Regions from separate parts of the Homo sapiens genome. Here region 1 is linked to region 2. Evidence: chromatin loops called from intact Hi-C (ENCODE). Cell type or tissue: HCT116. All regions are shown on one strand. Links, peaks and the distances in the headings refer to the core of each region. The heading gives the core; the rest is flanking DNA. Region 1 overlaps LOC105378305 (a long non-coding RNA gene). Region 2 holds the start of LOC105378306 (a long non-coding RNA gene).

What was found. Peaks named below come from ENCODE experiments on the same cell type or tissue, not always from the same donor. Only the 100,000 strongest peaks of a DNase experiment are listed, where the experiment ranks them.
Region 1: it touches region 2 in a loop (10-fold over the local background); 31 of 110 quality-filtered maps call a loop at or near these places.

Annotation. Positions count from the first base shown.
Region 1 is chr10:52,642,025-52,647,400 of GRCh38, reverse strand. The region is part of intron 1 of LOC105378305 (a long non-coding RNA gene); the gene reads left to right. Among named protein-coding and RNA genes, the nearest start is that of MBL2, 130 kb to the left of the region's middle. In HCT116, for the core only: a CTCF peak has its summit at 2,545 (motif pointing left); a DNase peak (open chromatin) is centred at 2,530.
Region 2 is chr10:52,778,060-52,783,435 of GRCh38, reverse strand. It overlaps LOC105378306 (a long non-coding RNA gene), which reads right to left and starts at 4,278. Exons shown (of 4, transcript XR_945963.2): 1 at 3,893-4,278. LOC105378307 (a long non-coding RNA gene) reads left to right here. Exons shown (of 4, transcript XR_945965.3): 4 at 898-1,295. In HCT116, for the core only: CTCF peaks have their summits at 3,141 (motif pointing right) and 4,531 (motif pointing right); DNase peaks (open chromatin) are centred at 3,165 and 4,515.

The DNA.
Region 1 (5,376 bases), core at 212-5,211, 140 kb after region 2:
TTTATGACTCATCTAAAGCTAAAAAATAAAAGACTTTCAATTTTTAAAATTTTTAAATTAATTTATTTTTAATATTTCTAGAAAGAGTACATTCTACTAGTAATTGCTATTTTAATTGAAGATCTTTCACTTTTTATAAAATATCTTTTTTAGATTTTTTTCTTATAATTATCTAAGAAAATTATCATAATTGAAACAATGTGTATTTTTTTTTTTTTTTTTTAGACAGGCTCTGGCTCCGTCACCCACCCAGGCTGGAGTGCAGTGGCATGATCATAGCTCACTGCAGCCTGGAAGTCCTGTCCTCAAGCAATCCTCCCACCTATTCCTTCCAAAGTGCAGAGATTACAGGTGTGAGCAACTGTGCCTGGCCCATGAAACAACACAATTTATTTTACCTTGTATCTAAAAATGATTTTCTCTTTTTGTTCAGGAATTCAAACCGTTTTATGACTTGTCCAACTCAGATTCTGTTAAAAAATTATTTAAACATTTTTCTTTAAAGATTGAATTATAATTTTTTTATGTGACTAAGTTTGCAAATTTTTATGACTGTTGAGAAAAAAATTATCAAACTTACTACACATCTCCTAAACACTGTCCACTTTATTATCTTAATTTTTTTACACGAGCAAGCAGCTTTTTGTTTTGATATGACAACAAAGCATAATTGCCCCTCATCATTACTATTTGACCTATGTTTTTCTTTTTCTTTTTACTGTGTCTATCAAAATACTAGCATCTTCATTTTCAACTGATTCTGCATCTGATGCATTCCTTTATTTTATATTTGAAATTTGCTTTTACTAATTTTAACTAAAAAAAATTTAATTACAATATCCTTAAAATATTTCAGCTTAATTAACAATTATAATTTATATAAGTATCACTGTGACTCCTGCTGCCTGCATAAAAAATTCACATAAACACATTACAAAAATCATCTCAACTGCATCAAATCCATTGATGCAGACAAAATGCACTATAGTTAAAGTGAAACATAGTTCTACCAAAACAATAAAGCTATATTGAACAGAAAAAATATTTTACACTGCTTAAGTTTTTAAATTTAAGTTACTTAAAATCAAATCAAATAAAAAATTCAGTTTCTCAGTCTCTACAATTCCTCAGTCATATTTTTAAGTGCTCAATAGTTGCTTATGGCTAATGGCTCAAACCCAGAAGAAGATAAAAAATGCATATTGTTATCTGTATTTTATGTGTGATGGGGGAGGGGCATAATTCTCACTCCCCTCTCTCCACTTCCTGCTGCCTGCCTACCAAATTGTTGAGGTGTTTTTTGTTTTTGTTTTTTTTGAGACGGAGTTTCTCTCTTGTCGCCCGGGCTGGAGTGCAGTGGCATGATCTCGGCTCACTGCACCTCCACCTCCCGGGTTCAAGCCAGTCTCCTGCATCAGCCTCCCAAGTAGCTGGGATTACAGGCATGCGCCACCACGCCCGGCTAATTTTTTTATTTTCAGTAGAGACAGGGTTTCGCCATGTTGGCCAGGCTGGTCTTGAACTCCCGACCTCAGGTGATCTGCCCGCCTCAGCCTCTCAAAGTGCTGGGATTATAGGAGTGAGCCACTGCGCCTGGCCCTGGAGTTGTTACTTTGATGGAAGCAGCTTCCAGAACTGATTAGACCACAATTTACTAGTCTCAAGATCATTCTGTGCTGAATGTTCCTGTACATTGGTGTGGCTCTCTTTCTTAGCTCTTGCCCCTACATTTTCTGCTGTTTTCCTATCTCCATAGGGAAAAGTGACCCAGAGCACAGCCCCTGAAAGCAGGCCAGCCATCCTGAGCTCTCATCTGCTCACAGAGGGTCAGAGGAATTTAGACTTTTAGACAAGCTCATGCAGCTCATCTTGGCAACCAATTCGTGGAAAAAATAGGGGCTTAAATGAAGGCAGAGCTCCACTTAGTCCTTGAGACCAAATAATTGGCAAATGTTCAGTTTTCCAGCAAGCTCGAAATTGGGGGTGATTAGCAGCTAGTTAACCTTCAAAGAAGGGAGGAGGGACTTGTTTATCATTTGCATTCGCCTCTTGTGACTTTTTGTCTCAGGAACTTCACCGGGTCAGAGTTGTTAGGCAGAAACAGGACTCAGTAATCCTAGATTTCCTTGCTAAATATCATCTAATTATAGACCAGTGACACAATTATTTGTGCAAATTACCATTTTACTTTAATCTTGAGTTGCATTGCCATCTTTTTTGTAATGACCCTGGAGAAAAAGGAAAATGTTTTAATAAACTGGTATATGTATACTTGGCAGAGGACTGCATCCTTATCAAGATAATGGTATTAATCACAATGACAAATTTTGAGGTCATATAGAATTAATGAGAATATTAATTCTTAACTCTTGTCTTAAGCCAGAATCAGGAAGGTTCCTTGAAGAGTTACATTTGACTTGCAAACATCTCATACATTTGAACAGAGGTGGTACAGTTTCAGTATTCCATATCCACGCTGAGGCCTATTGTTGAACCCTCTTGCTCCAGACAATAATTAATCTGTCCTGAGCTGCCACTGCCACCTGGTGGTAGTGTAAGGAACCATCTAATACAAAATTGATTGCCTACTTAACTTTCTACATTCCACTTGCCTCTCTCTTGTCTTTTTCTACCTGGCCTCGGTTAATTCCTTCTCTGCCAATTGTCATCACATACACTGAAAGAATCATAGTGTGGTGGCTAAAAGTATAACTCTAGAGCTCACTTCTCCTCTCCACCCCTCACCAGCTCTGTGGCCTTGGACAAGCTGCTTAACATTTTGTCCTTCAAATGCCTAATTTGTAAAACGATAGTAATAACTCCTACCTCCTAAAGTTGTTTTAGAGAATGAGTCATGTAATTCATGTATGTACTGTGCTAAAAAATCTAGTGGCTAGCATACAAAAAATGCTCAATTCATGCTAACAAATGGCAGCTATCATTATACACATGCACACATCCTTTGTAGCTACCTTCATACTTCCCCTCTTCTCTTCCAATTTTGGTTATTTTTCCACCTCCCTCAAATCAATCCAAATCATATCTGACAAATGTCTTATTATTGCAAGTGATAAGAAATATGACTATTTCAGTGAAAAGGAAATTGATTTGCTTTTTTTTAAAAAAAAAAAAATTTGTGTTTTGAGAGTCTTGTTCTGCCGCTCGGGCTGGAGTTCAGTAGCGCGATTATGGCTCACTGTAGCCTTGAACTCCCTGCCTCAAGCAATCTCCCCACCTCAAAAAGGACTTGAAAGTCCCAGCCTTTCAAGTATCTGGGACTATTGGTGTGCACCATCACATCAAGCTCAGCTTTTGCTTTTTTTTTTTTTTTTTTTTTTGGAGAGATGGGGTTTCCCTATGTTGTCCAGGCTCTTGTTTGGAACTTGTGAGCTCAAGCCATCCTCTTGCCTTGGCCTCCCAAAGTGTTGGTGTTACAGGCGTGAGGCACCATGCCTAGCCTGATTTGTTTTGACATGAAGTTAAATGTTATGAACACAACGTATAAAGCTCCTGGAAATGACCAGAAGAGCCATTTAGAATCTTAGCAAAAATCCTGATTTGCTCCCTAACTTCTAGCAAAAATCACTTTTAAAAAAAATCATTAGCTGTCAAAAAATTAAAAACATCTTATTCCAATTTGTCTTCCTCTTTTGAAAAATCAATGATTTAAAAATATTTGAATTACACAAATACTAAACAAACAATTTCTTGTTGTAAAACTTTTAAACCAGAGATAATGCAACAATTCTCTTTGACTCCCTTCTCCTACAAATCCACTAGCTGCCCCAGAGATTAAGACTATCCCTTTGGTATATATTTTTTTCTAAGTCTTTTCCTATGCGTTTTTCCATTGTGTTTAAAAAATTCCTAACTTATTCTGGACACTTCTTTCTTGGTCATTCTCACACATGGTGTCCAATTCTCTGACCCTGTAATAGCCACTTACAAATGTCCCCAAGAGATGGATGGCAGGGATCTGCCATCAGCATAGAAGTGCAGTCCAGGCTGGGCACGGTGGCTCATGCCTGTAATCCCAGCACTTTGGGAGGCTGAGGCAGGCAGATCACTAGATCAGGAGTTTGAGACTAGCCTGACCAACATGGTGAAACCGTGTCTCTACTAAAAATACAAAATTAGTCCAGCGTGGTGGCATGCACCTGTAATCCCAGCTACTCAGGAGACTGAGGCAGGAGAATCGCTTGAACCCGGGAGGCGGAGGTTGCCGTGAGCCAATATCGCACCACTGTACTCCAGCCTGGGCAACAGAGTGAGACTCTGCCTAAAAAAAAAAAAAGCGTAGTCCAAGGCCCTTCCACTCCACTCGTTGGTCCCATTGACAGCCTTCCTCCTTTAAATTTGAGGACTCTCATCTTCTTGATCCTTTCTGTCTAGACCCAGTTTAACTAGACTTTATGAGCAGACATTGGTCTCTTCAAGCATGAATCCAAACCTTTCTGACCTGGATATAGGTCAGCAGTTTCTTTGAATTTCTGCTTCTGTTTCCCTATGGGCTGAGAATGCCTTGGGGATTAAGAGAGACAAATATAAATAATCCAAAGGATTATTATTTTGAGATGTTATTCTGTCACATATTTATTTATGCTTATGTGGAAAGACTTAAAAGAGTTTGTGGAAAATGGAATTAAAAGATAAAAATAAAAACATAAACTTTGTTTCTCAACATAAGCTCCATAAAGTTCCAGACACCCTTGAAAGGAAAAAAAATCAGCCACTTAGTCCATTCCTGTCAGAAGAAGCCAAATCACAACTGTAGGGTGAACGCCTCATGATTTCCCATTGAAATGCTCACAAAATTGCCCTTGTTTGATGAGAGGATTCTCTGGTGAAGCTTTCCTGGGCATTTTTCTGCTCTTTGGCTTTCTCAAAACTCTCGCAGAATAAGCAGATATTCATTGTTCTTTGACCCTTTAGAAAGTCAACAAGCAAAATGCCTTGAGCATCCGCAGAAATTGTTGCCATGACCTTTGCTCTTGATCAGTCTGCTTTTGCTGTGACTGGACCACTTCCACCTCTTGGTAGCCATTGCTTTGTTTGTGCTTTGTCTTCAGGATCATACTGGTAAAGCCACATTCCATCTTCTGTTGCAAATCTTCGAAGAAACGCTTTAGGGTCTTGATCCTGTTTGTTTAAAATTTCTGCTGAAAGCTCTGCTCTTGTCTGCATCTGTTTTGGGTGCATTGGTTTTAGTACCGATTGAGTGGAAAGTGTGCTCAATTAGTTTTTCAGTCAGAATTGCATAAACTGAACAATTGAGATGTTTATGTTGTTGGCTAATGTTTCTGCTGTTGTCAGTCTTTGTTAGTTAGGACCCAAACAAGGTGATTGTTTTTTTTTTCCTCAAAAATTGATGTGGAT
Region 2 (5,376 bases), core at 59-5,058:
TGGCATCTTCCACTTGTGTTGTGATGAATTAGATTTCTTTTTCTAGAGCCTGTATCTTTCTTTTAGGATCAGACACTGATTGTCCTTGGTCTGAACATTGAGGCTTCTCTTATCCCATGGTTGACTAGGATGCGAATGCAATTCTATATTATTCACAGAGCTCAATTTGCCCAGAATACCAAGCACTTCTGGATTTTCATATTCTCTGATCATAGGTTGACATTTCATGTGTTACAGAGTGGTTGCCAGTCCTCAAGAGTTTACCTCTGGTGGAGGAACACGAAATACTCACAAATCATCCACCATTCTGAGATATGTGTGTCCTGTAGTAGGGGAAAGAAACCATGAGAAAGAAGAAGGTATAGCATCCCAGGCAGTGGGCCAGACTGCACTGAGGCAGAAGCAGGAACAGAGTTTGCCATGTTGAAGAAGTGAAAGAACAAAGGCAGAGCAGTAGGCCTGGGAAGGCGGAAGCGGAGGTTTTCTGCAAGAAAAGGATGTGAGGGGAGTTTAGGAACTCACAGTGGACCAGTCACACTCTAGTGATGACATAAAAAGGCAGATGTTGTCAGTTGGAGCCATGGTCACACAGAATATTGATTGGACTGAGGAGCAAATAATGGCTTTAAAGGCTAGCAGACTTTGGGTTGTATTTGCAGTTCTTCCCTCATCTGAGAAATGGGGACATTTACTCTGACACCCACAGGATGCCTGGAGAGATTAAATGCCATACAGTCTGTAAAGTGCTTGGGTCTGACCCTGCACCCCACATCACAGGGGGATATCCAGTGCTAAGATTCATACAGATTCTGCAGGTCTTAAGCACTTTTGGTTAGCCTTGGTGGGTTTTTTCAAACCTTTAAATATTAATCTTCCCCAAATTTATCTTCCTTCCAGGCCCCCACAGGGTCCAGCCCTCCTTCTGTGATTTCTTCAAACTGACACCCTGGAGGCTGTTGATGAGAGGACACCCTCTGGTGAGGAGACACTGGGTTCACAGTCCAAAGGCAGAGTACCAGTCATACTCAAGGTGAAGAAAAATTGCACACAGTAGGCCCGAGACTATTATTTTTAGAGGCCTACTTGCAAGGTTGGCCTTTGGCTGAAGTCTGGGAGCTTGTATTTCTCAAGAGTTCCCACCATTCCCAGAACTTACAAGAGTGGCTCACTGTACCTAAACTGTTATACAAACAATATGATTTATGCTAAACACCTCTTTTCCTTCTAGGAGTCCGGAATTTTGGTGCATGCTAGGCAGAAAGTGACCAACATCCAATAAAAACTTTGGACACTCAGTCTCTAATGAGCTTCACTCGTACATAATATTACACATATGTTGTCAGAGTCTGTTGCTGGAGGAATTAAGCATACCCTCTGTGGTTCCACTGAAAGAGGACTCTTGGAAGCTTGCAATTGGTTTCCTCCAGACTTCACCTCCTGCACCTTTTTCCCTTTGCTGATTTTGCTTTGCATCTTTTCACTATAATAAATTATAGCCATAGCTGGGTGCAGTGACTCATGCCTGTAATCCCAGCACTTTGGAAGGCCAAAGCGGGTGGATCACTGAGGTCAGGAGTCTGAGACCAGCTTGACCTACATGGTGAAACCCTGTCTCTACTAAAAATACAAAAAATAGCCAGGTGTGGTGGCACATGTCTGTAATCCCAGCTATTTGCGAGGCTGAGGCATGAGAACTGCTTGAACCCGGGAGGCAGAGGTTGCAGTGAGCCATGATTGTGCCACTGCACTCCAGCCTGGGCAATAGAGTAAGACTCCGTCTCATATAAATAAATAAGTAAATAAATTATAGCCATGGGTATGACTATAGGCTGAGTCCCAGGAGTCCTCCTAGTGAATCGTGGAACCTGGGAAGGGCCTTGTCACCTCAACACAGATGACATACTGTATACCAACTCAAGGCGTTGTGTGAATTAAGTGAGGTATTACCTATAAAGCAACTAGCACACAGAAGCACATATCAGTTAGTCAACAAATGCCTGTTCCTTCTCCCTCCCTTTGTCCTTCTACATCTTTCTAATTTTTCTCTCATAGCTCATTGCTTTTATTGATTAACAAATGTTTGCTGTGGTCCCATGTTTCAGGCAGTGTGAAAGATACAGGATAGGATGACCACAGTGAGCCCGACCCTCTCTCCTCATCTCACAGTCCAATGTCTGAAGTTGTCTGTCTCCATTTCTGTGTTTATATCTGGGCTGGCTTGAGACATCAGGGATGGGCAAGTTTCTGCATCTCTTCAGGATGTGCCTGTGGGCCCTCAATCCTCCCAGGACAAATCTTTGGCCAGGTCCATGTTTCCTAGGGCAGTTCCTGAGGAGGAAGTGTCCAGGCAGGCCCAGCTCCCTGTGTATCTGCAAGAGCCTCTTTTATCCTTTACAAGATGCAAGACCTGCTACCTGTGTTTCCAGCCTGGCATGAAGAATCTGGCTAAAATCCTAACCCCACAGCCCAGAGCAACAACCTCGAGGAGGAGTAGCCTCAAATGAAGCACCAGCCAGCAGACCCCAGAGCCACCTGACCTGGAGCAGATCCAGTGACTGGTTGTTCAGGGCTTACAACATAGACTCCTGCCTATCCAGAGGGTAGAGACCACAAAGTCAAATGGAGCCCAGAGTTCATCCACGTAGCATGAGCCATGACCAAGGGCTTGGTGTCCTGATTCCCGAGGTCTAAGTTCAGAGACCAGAGCAGAGACCAGGAGCTCTGATCTCCTAACCTTCAGCCATGATCTCAAACAACCAAGCCCAGAGATAGATGGACTGAGGCTAGACAGTCAGGACAGGGACCAGACCCCAAATTTAGAACTCAAGTTTCAAAGAAAAAAATTAGATCAAGGCCCTGGGGTCAGCCCAGAGAGCAGCTCCCAGAACGAGGAGACCAGAATCCAGGCCCAGAATCTGCAGCCCAGAGCTCACATCTTGGAAAGGGAGGAGAGGAGAGACAGCACTACTATTTGCGAGATGCCTGGCACCCTGGGAAGTTCCAGAGACCCGAGTCTGGATTTAGTCTTTCAAATGCCAAGATCTTTACTACACCTAACATTTGCAATGCTTTTCTTTCTCCTTGAAATGTACTCTGATCTCTCAGGGTATCCCTTGGCCCCCTGCAGTCCTAAGCATGGCCACAAGATGGCAGGGCTGACCCATACTTTCCCTGTGGGACACAGCAAAGTTTGTTCTTCCCTCAAGTGCCCTGGGCCTTCAGGGCCAGGATACCCCCATCCCTCACCATGGCCCCTGGAGGCCATACAGAGCCGCCTGAGAAGACAATCCTCCCTCTCCACCATTCTATCGCTCTTTAAACAGGGGAGTCAACTTGGGGCCAAGTATTCCTGGGTGAGTCTGACCTCGTTATTCTAGGTCTGCGTGTGTCTGTCCGCACCTATCTCAGAAAGCAATCCTTCTTGGTCCTCTTTCAGCGCCAAGAATTTTTTTTCTTGTTTTCTCAGTGGGTAGAGCTTCCCGATTAGCACTCTTACATATTTACCATTACTAAATGCTCTCCTTCCGCCCATTTACAGCTGAATAACTGAGGCTCAACAAGATGAGGGCGCTTGTCTAAGTCACAACCCTCAGGTCAGGATGGAGTGGAATGAAAATGAGATATGTGTACATCTGTCCGTGACACCTTCCTGACCCCCTCACTTGGGGGGTCTGGTGACTGGGTACCCAACTGTATGCAGAGGGGAGAGGCAGCTGGTCTGTAGCCCAGCCAGCCCTGTGGAACCAGCCTTTCCTTGGCCCTTCTGGAAGAGAAGGTCTCCCTTAACCCTCCCCGACCGTCCCCCACCTCCAATTCAATAGGCAGTTCACTCTCAATCAATTCAACGCACTCTCCTCCAGGGTCTCTACTTTTCTGTCCAGGACAGACTCACCTGTATCTCCATCTTCCTATTCTAGAGAGGTGTTTGTGGGGATTGATTGGGTTCCTCTGAGGTAAGTGGGTCTCTTAAAGCTGCGCTGGGCTGGGGGCCGATGTGGATGTGTTGTGCTTGAGGAGGGAGGGAAGGAGGGGAAGAGGGAGGGAAGGAGGGGAAGAGGGAGGGAAGGAGGGGAAGAGGGAGGGAAGGAGGGGAAGAGGGAGGGAAGGTGGGGAGGAGGGAAGCAGGGAGGGGAAGAGGGAGACAGAGATGGGAGGAGGGAGGCAGGGAGGGGAGGAGGGAGAAGCAAGGAAGAAAGGAAGGAGGGAAAGAGGAAAGGAGGAAGGGAAGAAAGAGGGAGCCCAGCCTCCAGCCTCTGGGCCCAAAGCCGGCAAGGCCCACCCCTCTGCCTTCCTTTGCTGCTCAGCTTTGCCGCGAGGCCGGGCTGGAGGGACCCTTGATGTCACAGCTGCAGACAAAGGGAGCACACAGGGCCTGTGGACTTACCGTGTGCACGACGATGCGGACACACCTACTGTGCCAGGCATCAAAGGACTCTCAGCTCCCAATTTACCCTTCAAAACATGCTCTGTGATTAAACCACAGAATTCCTTTCAGCGTTTTTCGAGTGAGCACGATGCAAAGCTTCTCAGTAGAGGGCGCTAGAGAGACATGGCAAGAAGAAGGGGGCTCCTGCAGTTTCGGGAGGCCCCCTCGGGAGTCGGCCTGGCGGGTGGGAACATCTGGGGGCACCGCGGTTGGAATGCGCAGTCTGGCCGCGAATCCGGGGGCTTGCAGTTGCGCCCTGGCCTCGCCACCAACCCCCTGCAGCCCTCGCGACAGGGACACCGAGGCACGAAGCCTCCTGCCTGCACCTCTGTTGTGCTGCCTCTGCTCGTCCCTCCCTCTTCCCCCAGGTGTGTCTCCCGCAATCTTAGGGAAGCGGTGCCCCTCCCAACAGGGACACCGCGCTCCGGGCCGCCTGTTGCACCTACGACCCACTCCCGCGGCGCGACCACTGCGGCCAGGACCTGCGGCTTGCCTGGCCCACCTGTGCTCCGGAGGGGGGCTGATGCCTGCTTGTCCCAGAACTGCAGAGAAGCTCTGGCCCAAAAAATTAGCACAGCCACCCAGTGGGTTCAACTACCCTTTCTCCAGTGAGGTCTGAACCATACAGAATGTCTTACATTCTATACTTTTTAATCAGGGTTTAATAATTCTTTATATTAAACTACCCCTGTTTAGATCACTGTGTGATGTCTGTTTCCTGATTGGCTCCAGAGTGCTAAACCTTTTCATCCTCGCAAAGCTACAGGTGAGCTCATTTAATCACAGGTGGGGAGACAGACTTTAAGAAATGGCACAGACTCCCATTCAGATACTCCCCCTCTCCCAAGCACATACACAAGTATATGTACACAAGTGCATGCACACGCACACACATGGATACATACAGGGTGAATTTTTGTCGAAGCGTACAGTGTGGGATCTTAGGTAAA